2 separate regions of the Homo sapiens genome follow, and region 2 is linked to region 1. Evidence: read pairs that join two places in POLR2A ChIA-PET (ENCODE). Cell type or tissue: MCF 10A. All regions are shown on one strand. Links, peaks and the distances in the headings refer to the core of each region. The heading gives the core; the rest is flanking DNA.

Region 1 (16,399 bases), core at 6,828-11,827:
TACGCCCGGCTAATTTTTTGTATTTTTAGTAGAGACGGGGTTTCACCGTTTTAGCCGGGATGGTCTCGATCTCCTGACCTCGTGATCCGCCCGCCTCGGCCTCCCAAAGTGCTGGGATTACAGGCGTGAGCCACCGCGCCCGGCCTGAAAAGACTCTTATACATTGAATTACCTTCGCCTTGTGACCATATATGTGTGGGTCTGTTTCTGGATTTTTGTTCCAATGATCTGTGTCTGAGTACCACACTATTTTATAAGTTTTTTTTTTAAACTATAAAATACACATTACATGGGCGGGCGTGGTGGCTCATGCCTGTAATCCCAGCACTTTGGGAGGCCGAGGCAGGCGGATCACGAGGTCAGGAGATCGAGACCATCCTGGCTAACACGGTGAAACCCTTTCTCTACTAAAAATACAAAAAATTAGCCGGGCGTGGTGGCGGTCGCCCGTAGTCCCAGCTACTCGGGAGGCTGAGGCAGAAGAATGGCGTGAACCTGGGAGGCAGAGCTTGCAGTGAGCCGAGATCGGTCCACTGCATTCCAGCCTGGGTGACAGAGCGAGACTCCGTCTCAAACAAAAAAAATCTATCTATAGATCTATAGATCTACAGATATCTAGATATCTATAGATCTATAGATATATATACACATTATGTGAAAGTTGCCATTTTAACCATTTTTAAGTGTACAGTTCGCTGGCATTAACTGTATTTCACACGGTTGTACAACCCTCAGTACCTCCCATCCGTCCACAGAACATTTTCCATCTTGCAAAACTGAAACTCTGTATTATTAAACAGTAACTCCCCATTTCCCTCTTTTCCCAAGTTCCTGGCAGCCACCCTTCTACTTTCTCTCTGTAAATTTGTCTACTCTAGTATTTGTCTACTCATATGTGAGTAAAATCATGTAATATTTGTTCTTGTAGGCTAGGTGCGGTGGCTCACACCTGTAATCCCTGCACTCTGGGAGGCTGAGGCGGGTGGATCACATGAGGTCAGGAGTTCGAGACCAGCCTGGCCAACATGATGAAACGCCGTCTCTACTAAAAATACAAAAAATTAGCAGGGCGTGGTGGCAGGCACCTGTAATCCCAGCTACTCAGGAGGCTGACGCAGGAGAATCACTTGAACCCGGGAGGCAGAGATTGCAGTGAGCCGAGATTGCGCCACTGCACTCCAGCCTGGGTGACAGTGCGAGACTCTGTCTCAAAAAAAAAAAAAAAAAAATTTGTTCTTTTGTAGCTGGGTGATTTCACTCAGCATGTCTTCCATTTCATCCATGTTGTAGCATGTCAGAATTTCCTTTTTTGAGGCTGAATAATATTCCATTGTATGTGTATATCATATTTTGTCTATCCATTCATATGTCAGTGGATATTTAGATTGCTTCTACCTTTTGGCTGTTGTAAATAGTACTGTTATGAATGTGGGTGTACAAATACCTCTTTGAAACCTGCTTTCAATTATTTTGGATATATGCCCAGAAATGGAATCACTGGATCATAAGCTAATTCCATTTAAGATTTTTCCAGGAATTACCATACTGTTTTCCATAGCTGCACTATTTTACATTTCCATCAGCAGTGCACAAAGTTTCCAATTTTTCCACATCATCACCAACACTTGTTATTTTTTGGTTTTCTTTATTGCCATCCTAATGGATGTGAAGTGGCACACTGTTTTAATTAATGTAGTTTTATAGTAAATTTGGAAATTGGGCTCACTTAGATTGGGTGTCCAATCTTTTGGTTTACCTGGGCCACATTGGAAGAATAATTGTCTTCAGCCATACATAAAATACACTAACACTAACAATAGCCAATGAGCTTAAAATTGCAACAAAATCTCATATTTCTTGAAAGTTTATGAGTTTGTGTTGGGCTGCACCCAAAGTTGTCCTGGGCCACATGTGGCCCCTGGGTGGCGGGTTGGACAAGCTTGACTTAGATCATTTCTGACCTGTTTCTGCACCTATGTCACCTTTTTTTTTTTTTTTTTGAGACAAAGTCTCGCTCCGTCGCCCAGGTTGGAGTGCAGTGGCACGATCTTGGCTCACTGCAACCTCTGCCTCCTGAGATCAAGCGATTCCCCTGCCTCAGCCTCCAGTGTAGCTGAGACTACAGGCACACGCCACCACACCTGGCTAATTTTTTTGTATTTTTAGTAGAGACAGGGTTTCACCATGTTGGTCAGGCTGGTCTCGATCTCCTGACCTTGTGATCTGCCCGCGTTGGCCTCCCAAAGTGCTGGGATTACAGGCATGAGTCACTGCACCCAGCCGTCCATGTCACCTTTTTAAAGTACAGTCAAACCTTTGGTACTTCCACACCATCACAGAAGTGCTGTCCTTTGTTAGAGCTTGCCCATTCTACCTCCCTGAGAGTCCAGTGTGTCTATTAGAGGAGCAGTCTGTAGGCTGAATTGAGAAGCTAGCGGTCTTGGGTCTGATTTTGCTGACAATTACAGACTTGAACAGTATGAAATGTACATGCCTTTCTGGAGATGAAATAGTTTGATAAAGCTAACTTTCATACATGGATTCATGAAAGGAAAGGATGGAGACCATTACCCAGCTTTGTAATTACCGTGTTTAGGACATCAGGCTTCAATGTAAATAGGTTTTAGAGCTCAGGAATGAAATATTTAATTTGGGATATACTTAAACAACTTTAAACCTAGAATTCATTCTTATCTTGACATTCCAGCAATTCTCTTCTTTCTGCCACTGGTTATGTGACCTGAGACAAATCACTTTGATCTCTCTGAAGTTTACTTTCTTCATCTGTAAAATAAATGAGATAAAATATCTCCTTTCTAAGGTTCTGCCTCTCTCAAAGATTATTTTATTCTGTCTTGTGATTTGAAATTATATTTTAGATGATTCGAAGATAAAAGTATGCAATTTGGTCTGTGATTAAGGTGAAGAAACTCCTGGGACAAGGCAGGCCTAGGGCTAGTATCAACCAAAATGACTGACACCTCCTCCATCTCTTCCAAGAGTGGTAGAAAGTTGGTATCCAAAGAGTTTACAAACTCAGGCTTAATTTGTCCATGATTTATCATGAAGAAGAACCACTGGTAGTACGAATTTTCAGGTAATGATTCTGGGGTTCAGCCTTTTAGAGTGTGATTATGCCAGCAATTAGAACTTCAGGGGATAGGACTCTGGAAAACCATCAGGAATGCTAGTGGGGAAACAGACAAAATAATTTTCTAGAAAACAGAAATGATCGGCTGGGCGCGGTGGCTTACGCCTGTAATCCCAGCACTCTAGGAGGCTGAGGCAGGTGGATCACCTGAGGTCGTGAGTACGAGACCAGCCTGACCAACATGGAGAAACCCCGTCTCTACTAAAAATACCAAAATTAGCCAGGCATGGTGCCACATGCCTGTAATCCCAGCTACTTGGGAGGCTGAGGCAGGAGAATCACTTGAACCCAGGAGGTAGAGGTTGCAGTGAGCCAAAATTGCACCACTGCACTCCGACAGAGCGAGATTCCGTCTCAAAAAAAAACAAAAACAAAAACAAAACAAAACAAAACCAAAAAAAAGAAGAAAAAGAAAAAAGAAAGAGCCAGAGCCCTCAGCACATTAGTGCTAACATAGATTAACATGTGCCCAGTTCTCAACCACGTTATCTCAGTCTCACAACCTCAGGAGGCAGATGCTATTTTCATTATCCTCACTTTAGAGGTGAGGAAACAGAGCTTTCAGAGGTTAAGGGATAGAGCTGGGATTCAAAATGAGTTATCTCTTCACTATTTACATGTATTTTACAGTTGCCCTAGGTTGCAACCCTTGACTCCAAAAAAAGGAGCAGGGACCTGGGCTTCTAATTTTGGATATACTTACAAGAATCCCTTTGCCTCATCTTTCAGATAAATCTCCAAGAGTGAAAGTTTTTTATAGAATACAGCTAATAAAGTCAGAAAGAATGATAAATTAGAAAATCCTCATTATGTAATCCCTAATGAATTACCACATCAAAGCTGGGTGGATCATAATTTAAGTGAAAGGCTGGTTGGGAACTTAAAAGTCAGGTCACTCCTTATGTGATGCAAAAGCAAGTACTTATCACCTTCTAATATATTCCTGCTAAAAATATTAGAACATGAGTCTGCATGAGCCTCTAGATCTACTAGTTTACAGGAAAAGTGGATGATAGTGGCACATAATTAACAACACTACAGAGATACAACTGTATGTAGAACACGAGAGAATTCTAGGGTAAACACCTAGTTATTTCAACAAATAAAGAAAAAAAGGAACTATTAAGTATTCTTTAAGTGACTTAAAGGAACATCAACAAAATACAACATGTGAATCTTATTTGGATTCTGGTTCAGACAAATCAACAAAAAGACTATCTGATAACTGAAGAAAATTAAACATCATCTATTATCAGATGATATTAGATAATAATTAGAAATCACTATTCATTTTGTTGGCAATGATAATAGTATTGTTTTTATATACTTTATGGTTAAGTCCTCACAGTTATTCTTGAAAACCAAATGGAATACTTATTACATGAAAACTTCTATACCTCCACATCAGTATTTTATAGAAAAATAAGCTTTATTTCAAAGCAATCTGAAAACAGCAGTCAGGGGGACCACATTTACAAACTGATAGGAAGGAGCACACAGTTACATGTCCATTTAGCAAGGTATCAAGTCAGGAATCTCACCAATTCCTGCCCAACACCTACTGAGTTTCCTCTTCAGGTTGAAACTAAAAAGTAGACTTGAACATCCCAGTGATGTCTTTGTTATCCAAACATGCTCCAAGTTCAGGAAAGAGGACACCTGGGCTCAACTTATTGAGGGATTTGCTTAATTATTTAAAAAATATTTACATGAGAATACAGCTAAGTTAGTAGCTTTCTTCACATTTTCACGTTTCGAAAGAGCCACAGAGGTTTCATTCATGTTTTAACCAGTTGAGTTGGTAAAGACCCTGTCTCCATTTTGTAAGAGATGGATTACATTCAATTACTCCTCACGACAGCCAAATGGAAGATTATTCTATTGCTTTTGAAAGATTATTCCATTGCTTTTGAAGTGCTGGTTGGACTGGCATCTGCAATGGTAGCCAAATAAATGAGATTTCTATGTAACACATGCTGGTACCTATGGGCAAAAAAACAGGCAAAAATCAGAGGCTTGTTTTTACCGACCATGAACAAAAAACTGGAAAATAATTTACCCACTCTAGTGGAATGGCTCATCCACTGACTGGATGATTCAGTGTTATCAACCTTCTTGTTTAACATATTTAAGGAAAATATAGTCAGATTCTCACCCATTCTTACTGATTACTTTCATAGCTACTATCATTTCTTGCTTGAACTATTGCAGTAGACACCTAGTCTCCCAGATCTATCTTTGCGCACCTACTTTATTCTCCACATAACAGCCTGAGAGATTACTGTACAATTTAAATCAAAATCATGTTATATGTCTATTCAAAACCTTCCAAAGGCTCCCATCTCATTCAGGTAAAGGTGAGCTGTTCTTGTGTCCTAATAAGGCCCTACATGATGGGGGCCTCCAGTCCCCCTCTGATCTCACCTCTTATGGCTATACCTTTGTTCACTGAATACTGGCCACAGTGGCCTCCTTCTGTGACTTGAAGATATCCGGCACACTCCTACTAGGGGGCTTTTCCACCTGATGCTTTCTCTGTCTTACTTATCTCACTATGCCTTACTACTGCATAGCTGGCTCCCTTACCCCAGGTCTCTACTCAAATATCACCTTATCAGACATACCATGTATAAAATAGCACTCCTCCCCCCACTTACTCTGCTTTATTCTTATTCAAAGCACTTATTATTATGTGCCTAATTATACATTTCCTTATAGATTCTAGAGTCTAGAATGTCAGCTCTGTGAGTGCAGAGCTGGTATCTGTTTTACTATGGATTTCCCAGAGTCTGAAACAGTGCCTGGTACCAGGAGTACAATTGTCCCTTGGTATCCACAGAGGATTGGTTCCAGGACACCTCCCTCCTCCCCTTAGATATCAAAATCTGAGGATGCTCGAGCTCAAGTCCCTTATAAAAAATGGCATAGTATTTGTATATAACCTACACACAGCCTTCCATATCATATACTTTAATTTATTTATTTATTGAGACGGAGTCTTGCTCTGTCACCCAGGCTAGAGTGCAGTGGCGTGATCTTGGCTCACTGCAACCTCCACCTCCTGGGTTCAAGCAATTCTCCTGCCTCGGCCTCCCAAGTAGCTGGGATTACAGGCACACACCACGCCTGGCTAATTTTTGTATTTTTAGTTTTTAGTAGAGATGGGGTTTTGCCATGTTGGCCAGGCTGGTATTGAACTCCTGACCTCAGATGATCTGCCCGCCTCAGCCTCCCACTGTAATGCCACAGTACTGGGATTACAGGGATGAGCCACCACACCTGGCTCACAGTTTAAATAATCTCTAGATTACTTATAATAACTAATACAACTTAAATGCCATATAAATAGTTGTTATACTGTATTTTTTTTATTGTTGTGTTGCTATTTTTCATTGTTTTGTGCTCCCCAATATTTTTGAAATGCAATGCAGAACCCATGGATACAGAGGACCAACTGTACTTATAAAATATCTGTTCAACAACTTCAAGAAGGGACAAAACATTTTCATGATCAACATAAGTTTACGGTGGGGGGGGTAGAGTTCTTCACCCAAAAAAATAAATCAGACAAGGGCTCAGAAAGCATGGCCTGTGCAATTGAAAAACCCCACTAGGAGATTTTGATAACTTTCTTACCCTTGGGTTGAGAATTACTGTACCAAATGGAATGTTTTGCAACCATTTTTCATATAGAAAAAGGAGAAGGTATTTACCATAAACTTTTAAAAATCAAATTACCAAATGCCAGAGTCAGATGTAAAGATTTACCCAAAAACTGATATCTCTACTATTCTATTAAGGTATTCAGTGAGGGACTGTAGGTAATTTTTCTAGGGGGTAGGGATTGTGAAACATTTCTTCAGTAACAATGAAATAATATATTTTTCTATAAGAAATGGGCATAAGGTCGGCCGTGGTGGCTCATGCCTGTAATTCCAACACTTTGGGAGGTCGAGGTGGGTGGATCATCTGAGGTCAGGAGTTTGAGACCAGTCTGGCCAACATGGTGAAACCCTGTCTCTACTACAAATATAAAAATTAGCAGGGCGTGGTGGCACACGCCTGTAGTCCCAGCTACTCAGAGGCTGAGGCACGAGAATTGCTTGAACCTCAGAGGTGGAGGTTGCAGTGAGCCGAGATTGCACCACTGCACTCCAGCCTGGGTGACAGAGGGAGACTGTCTCAAAAAGAAAAAAAAAAAGAAAAGAAAAAAATGGGCGTAATACCTGGACTAGATTCGGAAAAGAGACTCAGACTCTATTTTCTCTCATTTTGGTATCTACTTAGGGAGTGCATTAAATTATTATGCACAATTTACCTTTGACTTAACTTGTAAATCCTTTGTTTGTCTTTGTGTGTGTGTCACTAACAGACTGACGGGAAGTTAGAAATGAGAGGAAGCTTAGCAGTCAAATGGCCTGACCCCTTCACTTAACAGAGAAAGGATGAGGCAGGGATCCAAGATGAGAAAGGGGCCATGGCTCTAATCTCCTGAGCTTAGTTTTCTGTGTGCTCTCACCCCCATCCCTGTTGTCATCAGCCGGCATAGCTTTGAGTGAAGGAGGCTTTGCAGTGAGAATAATTCACATTTTGAAGAAAGAGCCACGTCTGACTCCAGGCTCCGCAGTGTACTCGTTGTATGGTCTTGGGCAGGTTGGCAAACTCTTTGAGCCTCTCTTTCCTCAGTTCAAAGAGGGGCTTAACTGCGATCAATCACCCAAGACTCTTAGTTCGAGAAAGCACCGCATCACACAGGCTTCCCCTCTACCCACAGGTCAGGGGCGCGGGGGTGGGGGTACTTACTGCACGCACTCGTTCCCGCGGCCCTTGTTCTGATACTCCACAATACAGCGGATCAGCTGGTCATTCTCCTCAAGGAGCTGAAAGATCAGAGAAAGAAAGGGTCAGTGCAGGCCGGGCGCAGTGGCTCACGCCTGTAACCCCGGCCCTTTGGGAGGCCGATCTAGGCGGATCACGAGGTCAGGAGTTCGAGACTAGCCTGGCCAACATGGGGAAACCCCATACTAAAAATACAAAAATTAGCCGGGAGTGGCGTCGCGCTCCTGTAATCCCAGCTACTCAGGAGGCTGAGGCAGGAGACTCGCTTGAAGCCAGGAAGCGGTGGTTTCAGTGAGCCAAGATGCACCACTGCACTCCAGCCTGGGCGACAGAGCGGGACTCCGTCTCAAAAAAAAAAAAAAAAGGAGAGAAAGGGTTAGTGCAGTGTGACGTCTGGACGGCGGGGGACCGAACCCCATGCCGGGGTCCTGCCCCGGCGCCTGTGCTGATTTCGTGCCCATCTCACCCCGCACCCCGGCTGCTCAGCACCCTTCACAGTCAGCTGGGAGGCCGCTCACTACAGGATGCTTCTCGCACCCCGCAGCCCCTCGGGATCCCGACTTCTCTCCGCCCGCCCGCCCGCCCGCGTGGATGCTCACCCGCTGGATAGTCTCTTGATTGACTTCCGCCTTGCCCCTCAGCCAGTCCGGTACGAAGGCCACCGACATCCCGAGGAACCTCCGGAACCACGACCGCCAAGCAACTCGACCCACGATAGGTGGGGCCTACGCTCTCGAAGTTGATTGGATGCTCCCGCCTACAGGGCGGGGTACAGAAGGGACGTCATTTGTGACTGGACGCGCAAGAGCTATACTCAGCGCTTTCCTCGGTCCCAGCCCCCAGAACGCCGGGGGCGTTTTCGTATCCTTTGCGCTTGCGCAGTCTGGAGAGCGAAACTTGTGGGTTGGGGCTGGGTCTACTGCTGACCTACCTGGCGTCAGCACCTCCAGTGTTAGGCTGTGCATGCTTTTTTTTTTTTTGAGATGGAGTCTCGCTCTGTCGCCCAGGCTGGAGTGCAGTGGCGCATCTCAGCTCACTGCAAGCTCCGCCTCCTGGGACTACAGGCGCCCGCCACCACGCCCGTCTAATTTTTTGTATTAGTAGAGACGGGGTTTCACCATATTAGCCAGGATGGTCTCGGTCTCCTGACCTCGTGATCCGCCCGCCTCGGCCTCCCAAAGTGCTGGGTGTGCATACTCAATCTATCTGCAGGAGCGGTTTGCTCGGCTTCACCCAGCGTGTCTGGCACCCAGATACATGGCTTCAGATCCATTGTCCTCTCTACATCACTCTGTGCCTCCAGGTCTGCATCTGGAGCATGAACATTGGCTATGGCATTGTCTCCTGCCAGGCCAAATCTGCAGGCCAGGAAAACTCTGGTATTAGCTTTACTCTTTGCTGAACGAGAAATTCGCGTTTTTCCACATAGCCTGGACTTATTTGGGGCAGGAATAATGCTTATTAGGTTGGCAACCCTAAAAAGCACTGGTATTTTCTCCATTTTACAGATGACGAAACAGGTTAAGTAACTTGCCCAAGGTTCCTTAGCAAAGCCAGTCTCTGAATACGGGCAGCCTGGCTTTAGAACTCTCACCCTTAACAACCCGGGACTGCCCAGGCACCATACCGCAAAGGTGTTGTGCCGCAAGATGCAAGGAGGAAGCTGGACATACCTTCTTGGGCCACATGGTTACTCCTGGTGACCACTGCAACTGAATTGGTTGTAGTCTTCTAGACCAGTGGTCCCCAGCCTTTTTGGCACCAGGAATTGGTTTCGTGGAAGACAATTTTTCTTGTCTTCCACGGAGGTGGGGGTGGTTTTGGTATGAAACTCTTTTACCTCACATCAGCAGGCATTAGATTCTCATTAGGAGCGCGCAACCTAGATCTCTTGCAAGTCCAGTTCACAATAGGGTTCACGCTCCTGTGAGAATCTAATGCTCCCGCTGATCCTAATGCCCCCGCTGATCTGAGGGGGCAGAATGCTCGGCGGTAATGCTTATCCGCCCTCTGCTCACCTCCTGCTATGCGGTACCGGTCCCCTGTTCTAGCCATCCGTGGTGGATGTGGTAACAAGATTCGTTTTCCCTGGAGTGAGCAGCGGCCACTTCATTTAGGAGGGAGATCTTGGGAACCTACACTCCTAAAAAGGGGAGGTCCCTAGAGCTTTATTCCCCTGAGTGGTGGCCCTGATCCTGAGCAAGCTCATCTGCTTTACTGGGCTTTCTCTCCACAATCCCTTTATTCAAACCTGTGAAAAGGCAGCTTTCATCCCATTTCTTTTTTCTTTTTTTTTTGAGACAGAGTCTCGCTCTGTCACCCAGGCTGGAGTGCAGTGGTGTGATCTCGGCTCACTGCAACCTCTGCCTCCCGGGTTCAAGCGATTCTCCTGCCTCAGCCTGCTGAGTAGCTGGAATTACAGGTGCCTGCCACCACACCCGGCTAATTTTTTTTTTTGTATCTTTAGTAGACATGGGGTTTCACCATATTGGTCAGGCTAGTCTTGAACTCCTGACCTCGTGATCCGCCCGCTTCGGCCTCCAAAAGTGCTGGGATTACAGGTGTGAGCTACTGTGCCCGGCCTGCTTTCATCCCATTTCACAGAGAGGTAAACCCGGTGAGAGAAGTGAGGTAACACCTGAGCTGGGGCGGACTCAGGGCTTCCTGGTTACCAAGCCTGCACTGTTAACTCCACATCAGGCTTCCTCCTCAGGAAAATTCCCCAAAGCTTTCAGAGACACAGAGTGGGCAGAAAAGGAAACATCAGGAGCAGGATACAGGTCTTCCGTAGTTCCACTCAGCCCTATTCCTGTTTAGACAAGTGAGGAATGACAATAACATGAGATGGTCCAGACAACAATCCTCCCACCTGTGAAAGCTTCCCTGGGATTATGGGCATGAACCACCATGCCCGGCCTATACTTTTGTTCATAAAGTTTAAGTGACTTGCTTACCAATCTTATGCAAAATTTCATGTAATTTATATAATACTATATAACATAATGCTACATATGGTATGTATATATACACACAAAGATCTGTCCTGGGTATTAAGTATCTTACCTGTAGGCTTTATGTTTATGGCTCTGAAATGGAGGGAACTGGGACATACATGTTTTGAGGAATAAAGTGAAGGGGTTTTTTTGTTGTTGTTGTTTTTTGATACAAAGTCTTATTCTGTTGCCCAAGCTGGAGTGCATTGGTGCAATCTCAGCTCACTGTAACCTCCACCTCCCAGGTTCAAGCAATTCTCCTGCCTCAGCCTCCCGAGTAGTCTGGGACTACAGGCATAAGCCACCATGCCCAGCTAATTTTTTTGTATTTTTAGTAGAGATGGGGTTTCTCTATGTTGGCCAGGCTGGTCTTGAACTCCTGACCTCATGATCTGTCTGCCTCGGCCTCCCAAAGTGCTGGGATTACAGGCGTGAGCCACCGTGCCTGGCCCCGGTTTTTGTTGTTGTTGTTGTTATTGTTGTTTTTGTTTTTGTTTTTTTGAGACAGTTTCACTCTTGTTGCCCAGGCTGGAGTGCAATGGTGCAATCTCGGCTCACTGCAACCTCCACCTCCGGGGTTCCAGCAATTCTCCTGCCTCAGCCTCCCAAGTGGCCAGGATTACAGGCATGCACCACCACGCCCAGCTAATTTTGTGTTTTTGGTAGAGATGGGGGTTTTTACCATGTTGGTCAGGCTGGTCTTGAACTCCTGACCTCAGGTGAACCACCCACCTCAGCCTCCCAAAATGCTAAGATTACAGGTGTGAGCCACAGAGCCTGGCCTAAAGCGAAGGTTTTGAGTGAGGTTTATATAAGGATTTGATTTTTTTTTTTTTTGAGACGGAGTCTCGCTCTGTCGCCCAGGCTGGAGTGCTGTGGCACGATCTCGGCTCACTGCAAGCTCCGCCTCCCAGGTTCATGCCATTCTCCTGCCTCAGCTTCCCCAGTAGCTGGGACTACAGGCGCTCGCCATCACGCCCGGCTAATTTTTTGTATTTTTTTTTTTTCAGTAGAGACGGGGTTCCACTGTGTTAGCCAGGATGGTCTCGATTTCCTGACCTCGTGATCCGCCTGCCTCGGCCTCCCAAAGTGCTGGGATTACAGGCGTGAGCCACCGCACCTGGACTGATTGGTTTTTTAACATCATTAAAGTTTCTATCAGGTAAAAAAAAATGAGATGGTGTTAGGGTGAGGCAGGTGTTATAGGGGACCAACCTGTTCCAGCATACAGGGAAAGACCTCCAGAAGAAAAGGTTTATAAAGGCAGTATAAAGGCAAAGTGGAGGTTAAGCAGGACACAGGTGTCCAGATTCTGTACTCTCCTAGGAGTAATGGGAGCCATGGATGGTTTTAGGCAGAAGAATGATGAAGCCTGAGATGCATTTAGAGTTTTATTGGCTGTAACATGGTGAAAGTTAGGGAAGACGCCCAGATGAGAAACAAAAAGAACAGTGACAAGGCTGCTACAAGCATGCAGGCCAGAGATAGTGGGAGCAATGAGAAAAGAAGTGTGTGCATTTGAAAGACATTAGAAGTAGATTTGGCAGGCCTTAGTGATCAAGTGGGGAGGGAAAGAAAAGGGAAATTAGGGATGCCTTCTGGGGTTCTGGGTTAAGCAACTGAGAAACTGGTGATGCCCCTTATGTAGGCAGGGAACAGTGGGGGAGATGCTGGAATGGAAATGAAGGTGATATATTCAGTTGTGGAAATGTACAGTGTGAGGTGATGTCAAACGATGTTGAGGCTTGTGGCTATTTGGGGCTGAAACTCAGGGACAAAGGCTAGGTTGGAGATACAGCTTTGAGAAACATCACTTGTAGAAACTGACTGGAACTATGTAGTGGATAAGACTGCCTAAGGAGAATGTGATAGTTTCTCTTATGGCAGAGGAAAAGAAGCTGCAATGGAGACTGAGGGGAGAAAGAGACTAGAGATATAGGAAGAGGAAAACCAGGAGAGTGGGGGTTATGGCTTTTTTTTTTTTTTTAAACAGTGACTGAAAAGGACATACAGGACAGCAATGACAAATGCTGTTGAAAGGTCAAGGAAGGGGTGGGTGCAGTGGCTCACACCTGTAATGCCAGCACTTTGGGAGGCCGAGGTAGGCAGATCACTTGAGGTCAGGAGTTTGAGACCAGCCTGGCTAACATGTTGAAACCCTGTCTCTACTAAAAATACAAAAATTAGCCAGGCATGGTGGCACAGGCCTGTAGTCCCAGCTACTTGGGAGGCTGAGGCTGGAGGATCACTTGAATCCGGCAGGCAGAGGTTGCAGTAAGCCTCAGTGCCATTGCACTCCAGCCTGGGTGACAGAGCGAGACTCTGTCTCAACAACAACAACAAAAGAACAAGGAAGAATAAAGACTAGGTCTTTGAGGAGGGCATTTTCAGTGATATGGTGAAACAGGTATCAGAACTGCAGGGGACTGAGAAATAATGAAAGGTGAAGGTGAAGCAATGGAGTGTTCACATATAGACCACTTTTTCCATGAGGTTTGGTTGTAAAGGGGAGAGGGGAAAGAAGGTGGTAGCTGGAAGGAGAGGAGTTGTCTGGAGCTAAGGGACATCACTTTGATGGTTGCTCTTTCTTCAGTAACGGAGGTTCCTGGGAGAGCAAGCGGGGGAGGGGGGGTTGAAGAGTGGGAGATCTGGGGAGCATGCAGGATATTTGGAAGTTGATTTTGGGGGAGAGCTGGAGAGAGAGCTGCCTTGGCAAATAGGAGCGCTGAAAGGTGTTGAGGACCTAGTTGAAGTTGACAATGTATGTAGCACTGATCTGTGTGGTTGTGAGATTTTGTCCAGCAGCACTTAGAGCCAAGAAGCAGATTCAGAGAAGACAGAAGGTTGGATTCTTCCAGGATTGTAGTGCTGCCAGATGGGTGTTACTATCCTTCTAGTTATGCCAGAAAGATAACTGTGCAAGGAATATAAGTATATTGGGAAGAATGTGATGGAGGTGATAAACCCTGAACTCTCAGCTGATGGGGAAGGAAATGAAGACTCGATGGAGCTTATAAATAAAACAAAGTAGAGGGACAAATGAACTGGAAGTTTCTGCAGGCTAGAGAAACCATGAAAGGAATTCAGAGAATAGCAGAAGGACAGATGAAAGATCAGGTGTCTGCATTTATAACTTCAGAGGTGGAGCTCTTCTGTGGTCCAGGGTGTTACCCTAGGAGTGGAGGACTGAAGAGGACTGGAAGAGAAAGACTCTGGAGTTGACTGTGAACCTGGAGCCAAAGTGAACAATGATTGGAGATGAGAGCTAGGACTTTAGGTACTACATCTCACCCCTGTTGTCCAATCTACCATGGTGCCTGAACCACACCAGTTGCACCAGTCAGAGAGTGTAAGGTCCTGTTCTAAAGCACTCGCACCACAAGTTTTGAGAGCCCAATTCCCCATATTTGTTTGTTTGTTTTGTTTTGTTTTGTTTGTTTTTTGAGATGGAGTTTCGCTCTTGTAGGTCAGGCTGGAGTGCAATGGTGCGATCTCGGCTTACTGCAGCCTCCTCCTCCCAGGTTCAAGTGATTCTCCTGCCTCAGCCTCCCAAGTAGCTGGGATCACAGATGTCCACCATCACGCCCGGCTAATTTTTGTAATTTTTCAATAGAGACGGGGTTTTGCCATGTTGGACAGGCTGGTCCCTGACCTCGTGATCCACCCACCTTGGCCTCCCAAAGTGCTGGGATTATAGGTGTGAGCCACCACACCTGGCCCCAATTCCCCATATTTGAAGAGCACTTATGCTACAGGGTTTTCAATTGCCTTTACCAACCCTGAATCTCCTGGTTTTTCTCCTTCTTTGTGCCTGTTATGACCTACCCTCATTATCAGAGACTCATTGTGGGAGGGGACTACACAAGGGTATAAATCCCAGGAGGTGGTGAACCCTGGAGGCTATCTTAGACTGTATCACAATTCTCTTCAGTTTTCATTTTGTAATTTTTCTCTGGCTATGTAAGCCCCACTTCGATTTCCGCCCATATGATGCTGACTTTCAAAAGTCTATGTCCCGGCTAGGCGTGGTGGCTCACGCCTGTAATCCCAGCACTTAGGGAGGCCAAGGCGGGCAGATCACTTGAGGCCAGGATTTCGAGACCAAACTGGCCAATATGGTGAAACCCCCATCTCTACTAAAAATACAAAAATTAGCTGGGCGTGTTGGCAGATGCTTGTAATCCCAGCTACTTGGGAGGCTGAGGCAGAAGAATCACTTGAGCCTGGGAGGCGCAGGTTGCAGTGGGCCGAGATTGTGCCACTAAACTCCAACCTAGGCCACAGAGTGAGACTCAGCCTCAAAAAAAGTCTGTGTTCAGCCCAGACCTCTACATTGACCTGCAACCTGTATATGCACCTGCTGTGTTGACATCTGTATTAGTCAAGGTTCTCCAGAGAGAGAGAACCAATGTGATATCTATATATCTACAATATAGATCTATATCTATAGATATATGGGAGGGGATTTATTAGGGGAACTGGCTCACATAGTTATGGAGGCTGAGAAGTCCCACAATAGACCATCTACAAGCTGGAGAACCAGGGAGGCTGGTAGACTGCTTCAGTTCAAGACTACCCTGTCTTAGACTTGGCCTCAGAACCAGGGAAGCTGAATGGTGTATCTCCCAGTCCAAGGCCCAAGCCGGGAGAACCTGGGGAACCACTGGTACAAGTCTTGGAGTCCAAAGGCTCAATACTTGCTAAATGAATAAATGGACGGACTCTACTACCTAATCTCCTAGAGTTAGGAGATTAGGGGAACGGGGAATTCTGATGCCAAGGGCAGAAGAGGGGTGTCCCAACTCCAGAGTAGAGAATTTGCCTTTCCTCTGCCTTTTTGTTCTATTATGTGGTGCCTGCGCATATTAGATGAGGACAGATCTTCCTTACTCAGTCCATTGACTTAAATGCCAATATCTTCTGGGAACACCCTCATAGACATACCCAGAAGTAATGTTCCCCCAGCTACCTGAGTATCCCTTAACCTAGTCAGGTTGACATCTAAAACTAATCATCGCAAAATCCTAACCAAGTCTCAAAGGTGCCTCAAATTCAACTTGTCTAAGATGGAGCTCAAGATCAATCTTATCTCCTCTTCCAGTGTTCTCCATATCTGTGAATCCCTGCACCATCCATCCATTTATCCAAGGCTGAACAGTGGCATCATCCTTGAAGCTGCTTCATCGCCCCTTCACATCCAACTCATCACCAAGTCCTATTGATTTTGCTCCTACATTTCTCTGCAGCCTTCTTAGATCTCTTTTTCTTCACTCTCACCCTAGTCCACACTCCAGCTCCATTCTCTCTTGCCCAGATGACTGCACTGGCTCCCAGGCCAGTCCCACCATAGCTCTGTTGAGACTTCTCCATTTTGATCTGCACTTTAGCAGCCAAAGTGAGTTTTATAAAATGCAAT
Region 2 (5,000 bases), core at 1-5,000, 380 kb after region 1:
AGCAGGGTTGACTCTATGCTGTTTGTTTTGAAGGAGTCAATTCTTTCATTCTTCATTCATTTTTCCACTTGCAGGTGGCAGTTGGCCTGTTTTACTCTGGCTTAATATATATTCTGACGGCAGAGCACAGGGCTTTCCTTAGCATCTCCTAATACAGGTGGGTGTGAGCCAACTATCCACTCTGTCCATAACAACAAAACTCCCTCATAACTGCCATAAAACCAGGCTGAATCGAAGTGTTCCCAACAGCATGGGAACTCACATCAACTCTCTCAGTGTAGACAATGGGAAGGAACTTGCCTGCACCCAAGGGTCTGTGAATCGAGCATACCAGACTTTTCCTTCCAGACCCATCAAGCCCCCAAACCAACTTCTCACAAGCCTGTCTGAACCCCAGTTCTGTGGTCTGTGGTGTACTGAAGAGGGGACAGGATACAAGCTGGCTGAGCTTTGCTCTAGCTGCCCCGCCCGGGCAAAGCTGCAGGAACACCCAGCTGGCCTGACTCCGCCTGGCTCCTTCTCACCACAAGCCCTTCTCTGCCCTTTCCTCACTCAGTCACTGCTCCTGACCTTGGGCCTATGTATCAAACAAGGAGGCAACGAAAGAAGCTGATTCCTGGCTTTCGCCTTGGTGGCCCAGTTGCTGGAGATTTAGGGAATTTTTTAAGGGCAATTTTAGCCAAGTGTGTTTTTTGTCTTCCATTCTGACTTTAAGATCTCAGCTCTAGGCCAGATGTGGTGGCTCACACCAGGAATCCCAGCACTTTGGGAGGTCGAGGCGGTCAGATCACTTGAAGCCAGGAATTCGAGACCAGCCTGGTTAACAGGGTGAAAGCCTGTCTCTACAAAAATACAAAAAATTAGCTGGAATGGTGACGTGTGCCTATAGTCCCAGCTACTTGGGAGGCTGAGGCAGGAAAAGCACTTGAACCGGGAGGTGGAAGTTGCAGTGAGCCGAGATTGCACCACTGCCCTCCAGCCTAGGCAACAGAGCAAGACTCCGTCTCAAAAAAAAAAAAAAAAAAAAAATCTCAGCTCCAATTAGGACATGGTTCTACTGCAGGGCCACTGCCAGGTAAGATGTCAAGATGCCATGATTCGTGTAAGTTTTTGAGGATATCTCCCCTCAATATGAACCAGTCTTGATGAGTAAAAGCATTAAAATAAACTGACTGTCAATTTTCTCTATCCATGTGGCTTGAATCCTACTTCTTTCTCACCTTTAAGGATCAAAGCATTCAAGATAATTCAACTGAACTGCCCATCCACTAGCCAACTACCAATTTAACTGTGTGACTTTAACTCTTAATCCTTTGCCACATGCAGGCTCTTCCCCACACAAATGCCTAAAATACAGAGTACTGACAGAAAAAGATGATAACTAGTTCTGATAAAGTATACTTTCTATATAAATTAAAACATAAAACATATCACTGAAATAAAGTAAAACTATAATCTAAAACTTTTTAAACAATCCATTTTAATCATCTAAATTATTTACAATACAATAACATGGATTCATCCTTTTTAAGACATGGGATTGTAAAAATCAACAAGTGAATGATGCTTCAAATAATACATTTAAATACATTAATCAAATTTTTTCAGTGCTTAAAACTTTTTCTCCATGGGACAGCAGGCTCTGGACAAAAGTGCCTAGCATACAAGTTTTCCCAATTTCCTTCTATCATACCAGCTGCACATAAAAAGGTTCATCACCTCCTGTCTCCAAAGTGTCTCCCTACTGAGTGTTCCCAGGCAGACAATAGTTCCTGGGATAGTGCTGTTTGGTAACAGAAAAGCCCAAGCGTAGAGGACGGATTAAAAGGCAGGGACCAGACCACCATGGATACAAATCCCAAGACAGAGGATGCCCCATGCCTTCCCCATGAAGCTTATCTGTCTGCCTGTGTCTCCATGATTGCAGGCATAGAGCTACTTGGGACCTCCAGGATGATTTACTTAGCGATATGCTTTTTACATTCTAAGAATCAAAATGGTCCTGTAATTCCCAATAGAGAAAATAGAGCCAATTCATTGTTCTCCCCTCTCCCCTCTGAAGCCAGTTTTTAAAGATGAGCCTTACCCAGAAAATAAGCCCCAAAGAACTCTCATCTAAATGATCAGACCCTTCCTAAATTACCTTTGGCAACCTAGGTAATTCTTTTTTATTACACACCTCCAACCTGACCCTTTCTACAGTTTCAACTATAAATGTTCATGCCCCTCGTCAAATAACGTTGCTAGGATGAATTTGCCACAGGTTTGAGTACAGAGAGAACAAGCAAGAAAAATGTCAGTGTTTATTTTAAGGAGAGTGGCCAGGATGTCAGTCCTCATAATTGGTCCCTTCTCTCTCTCTATCCTCCAAGGTAAGTTCTTTGTTGACTTGATAAGCTTTAGTCCTTCTGTACAACTTCTAGAAGATGCACTTAATGGTGCTTCTTTGCACTTCCAGAACTCACCTTCTATTCTACCTGTAAGGCTGTAGGGGAGCATCCCAATCAACATAAGGCCTACCCCTTTAGCCACGAAAATCAGCCAGGCATCATGTTTCTGCACCACCACCTGCCTTCCTGACGGACACTGGTGCTGATGACAAAAATGGGACAGTACCGCAGCTGGTTTCTCTTTTTCGAGTGTGTAGATAACAAATAAAAAACATTTTCATTCCCTCACAAGCTTAATCTAGTAATATAACTGCCTAAAAAAAATCAAACCATAAATAAACCTATGTGCTAAACAAATCACATGACTTGATGACTTCTCTAAAATTAATGTCAAGGAAAAAAGGAAAAGTTGATCCCAAGTAAAATCCCTTGACCACAGCTGTCTGAAATTAGCCAGGGGAATGGGAGACACCACCAAGAACCTCAGCTCTTTCCTGCCCTGTATTTCAAGGGGAGTGTTGTGGCCTTCACAAATGAAAATTATGAATCACAAAGATAAACGTCCTCACTTCTAACCTGGTGAATCCTCAGGAATGTCATGAGGATGACAACACAGGGTTAATTCATTTTTTCTCAGTCTCCCCCCTGACTCCACAAAAGCTTTGCCTTCCCAACACAAGGGGCTGGGAGGTCCAGTCTAGACAGAGCATGCTGTTGGGGTAAACAGTAACCATGTGATCCCATGATTCCCAGAGCTCTGAGCACAAAGCTTTTCATCCCAGTGGCAACTGGAATGTGGGTAATTCTGTAAACTCATGGCCACACCTTTAATGCTTGGGGACAGTGGGTGGAGTCAGCCAGAGCTCTTTTCCAACTTCATCTAGGGTCTTCTCTCTGGAAAAGCTTAGTGACGTTCTCCGAAGGTTTATTTGGTTAAGGAGTATTGCTAAAACACTTTTTAAAAATCCACTTTGAACACATGTGTAAGCTGAAAAGAAAATGACATATATACCTCCATTGAAGCTGGGAAAGTGAAAAGGCTGATGAAATGTCTGAAATCCTGAGCCTTTCCTGGTTCTATTTTAATACAGCGTACAGGTAACAGATGATCTCATTTACCTTCTGAATGACCCAGCACTCAATTTCCCTAAAACTGCTCAGCTCCACTTGGAAATCACCAGGGGACTTGAGAATCTTCCCCTTAGACTCAGGGAGACACCCAGACCAGGAAGAAGGGCACTGATGTTTTCAGGGACCCAAAAGCCCACTTTTTTTTTTTTTTTTTTTTTTAGCAGCCTTTCCTGCTCCCACTTTAAAGATCCCTGATGGGCCATGCACCTCCAAGATGGGCAGGGGAGCTACACCCATTGTTACAAATAGGAGGCATCAGACTCTGTATTTAAAAACAGAACTGTGCAATGAGAATGCTTTAATCATCACCCACACAGACGAGCGGAAGCTACAGACAGAGAACCACTACGGATGGTGCCTGGAACAGAGGTGAGAATGGCCCAAAACTCTGCCTCCGGGAAAGGTGCCAAGTTTACAGGACTTATCGTGGTGCCCTCACCAGACCCCTCCTCCTCCTCCTCCTCCTCCTCCTCCTCCGTGGCCGCTGGCGGCTCCTGCATCTCCTCTGGGGAAGCCTGAGGCCGGCTCGGGTAACTTCTGCTGCCTGAGACAGTCACACGTGCTTGGGACCTCTCACCTGAGGTCTCTGGGTGCTGAACTGGAGTGGAGGTAGCTAGGCGTGGGAGAGAAATGTGGTCACCTGTGTCATCTTCTTCAAAGTCGTTAAGGCAGTACACTTCGTCCAGGTCAACATCCAGCGTCCGGAAGCCCTTGGTGACCACACCGGGCCGGGGGTCCAGGATGCCCCCAAGGTGAGGTTGGGCCAACTGCTGCCAGTGGTGAAGTGTGGCGGAACCTTGCAGGAGAAAGGGAAGGGAAGAAGGGGGACAAGGAGAAGAGAGGGTTAGGATGGAAGTCCAAGACAATGGCTGTTTACCACCCTCAAAGTGCTTAGCGTGAACCCCAGCAGGGTCTGGGCCTCCAGGTGGACTGCAGCGGGAACTTCAGTGGAGCCGCCTTAGCCCTTCCTGCCATGAAACAGAAGCCAAACCCTACCATGCTCAGAAGGAATAGCAAGTTAAGAAATCAACCATTTTTTTTTTAAAGTAAAATCCACACCATAGTATGTGCAAAAGAGGTTTGGGGCAAGGTCTTTATTTTAATCAACTGATGTCAACCCCAGAACTCAACATCTTCTCATTTTACAAAATGGAAGGGGGAAAATGGCAAGATAAGCACAAAAGCGGGGCCACATGTACGTATTCTATGCCAAATACACACTCCTGGGAACACGGAAGACATAAGCTCAGGCAGAATAAGATCATGTCAAACCAAGCCCACGACCAACAGCAAGAGAAAAGCAAAAAGAAATGAAAGCAGTACACAGAGATGTGTGGCAGATGTGGCCATCACCTCCTTTACTTAGGTTTTCTGTATTTTGCCAGCAACTTTGAGAGGCTGCCGGGTTAGGGAGAAGGAATTGGGTTAAAGAGGTGTGATTTAAGAACATAGTAAGTCCACACAGAGGTCTAAAGCAGG

The links. Peaks named below come from ENCODE experiments on the same cell type or tissue, not always from the same donor. Only the 100,000 strongest peaks of a DNase experiment are listed, where the experiment ranks them.
Region 2: POLR2A ChIA-PET joins it to region 1 with 6 read pairs; 2 of 35 experiments call an interaction of 5 or more read pairs at or near these places.

Annotation. Positions count from the first base shown.
Region 1 is chr3:42,583,157-42,599,555 of GRCh38, reverse strand. SS18L2 (SS18 like 2) reads right to left here and starts at 8,696. Exons shown (of 3, transcript NM_001370300.1): 1 at 8,590-8,696; 2 at 7,955-8,031; 3 at 2,622-5,134. The coding sequence starts at 8,658. The coding sequence ends at 5,047. It also overlaps a transcript of SEC22C not described here. In MCF 10A, for the core only: no CTCF peak of the experiment used is centred there; a DNase peak (open chromatin) is centred at 8,775.
Region 2 is chr3:42,209,084-42,214,083 of GRCh38, reverse strand. It overlaps TRAK1 (trafficking kinesin protein 1), which reads right to left. Exons shown (of 16, transcript NM_001042646.3): 14 at 4,099-4,317. Among named protein-coding and RNA genes, the nearest start is that of CCK, 55 kb to the left of the region's middle. RefSeq lists an enhancer at 468-969. In MCF 10A, for the core only: no CTCF peak of the experiment used is centred there; no DNase peak of the experiment used is centred there.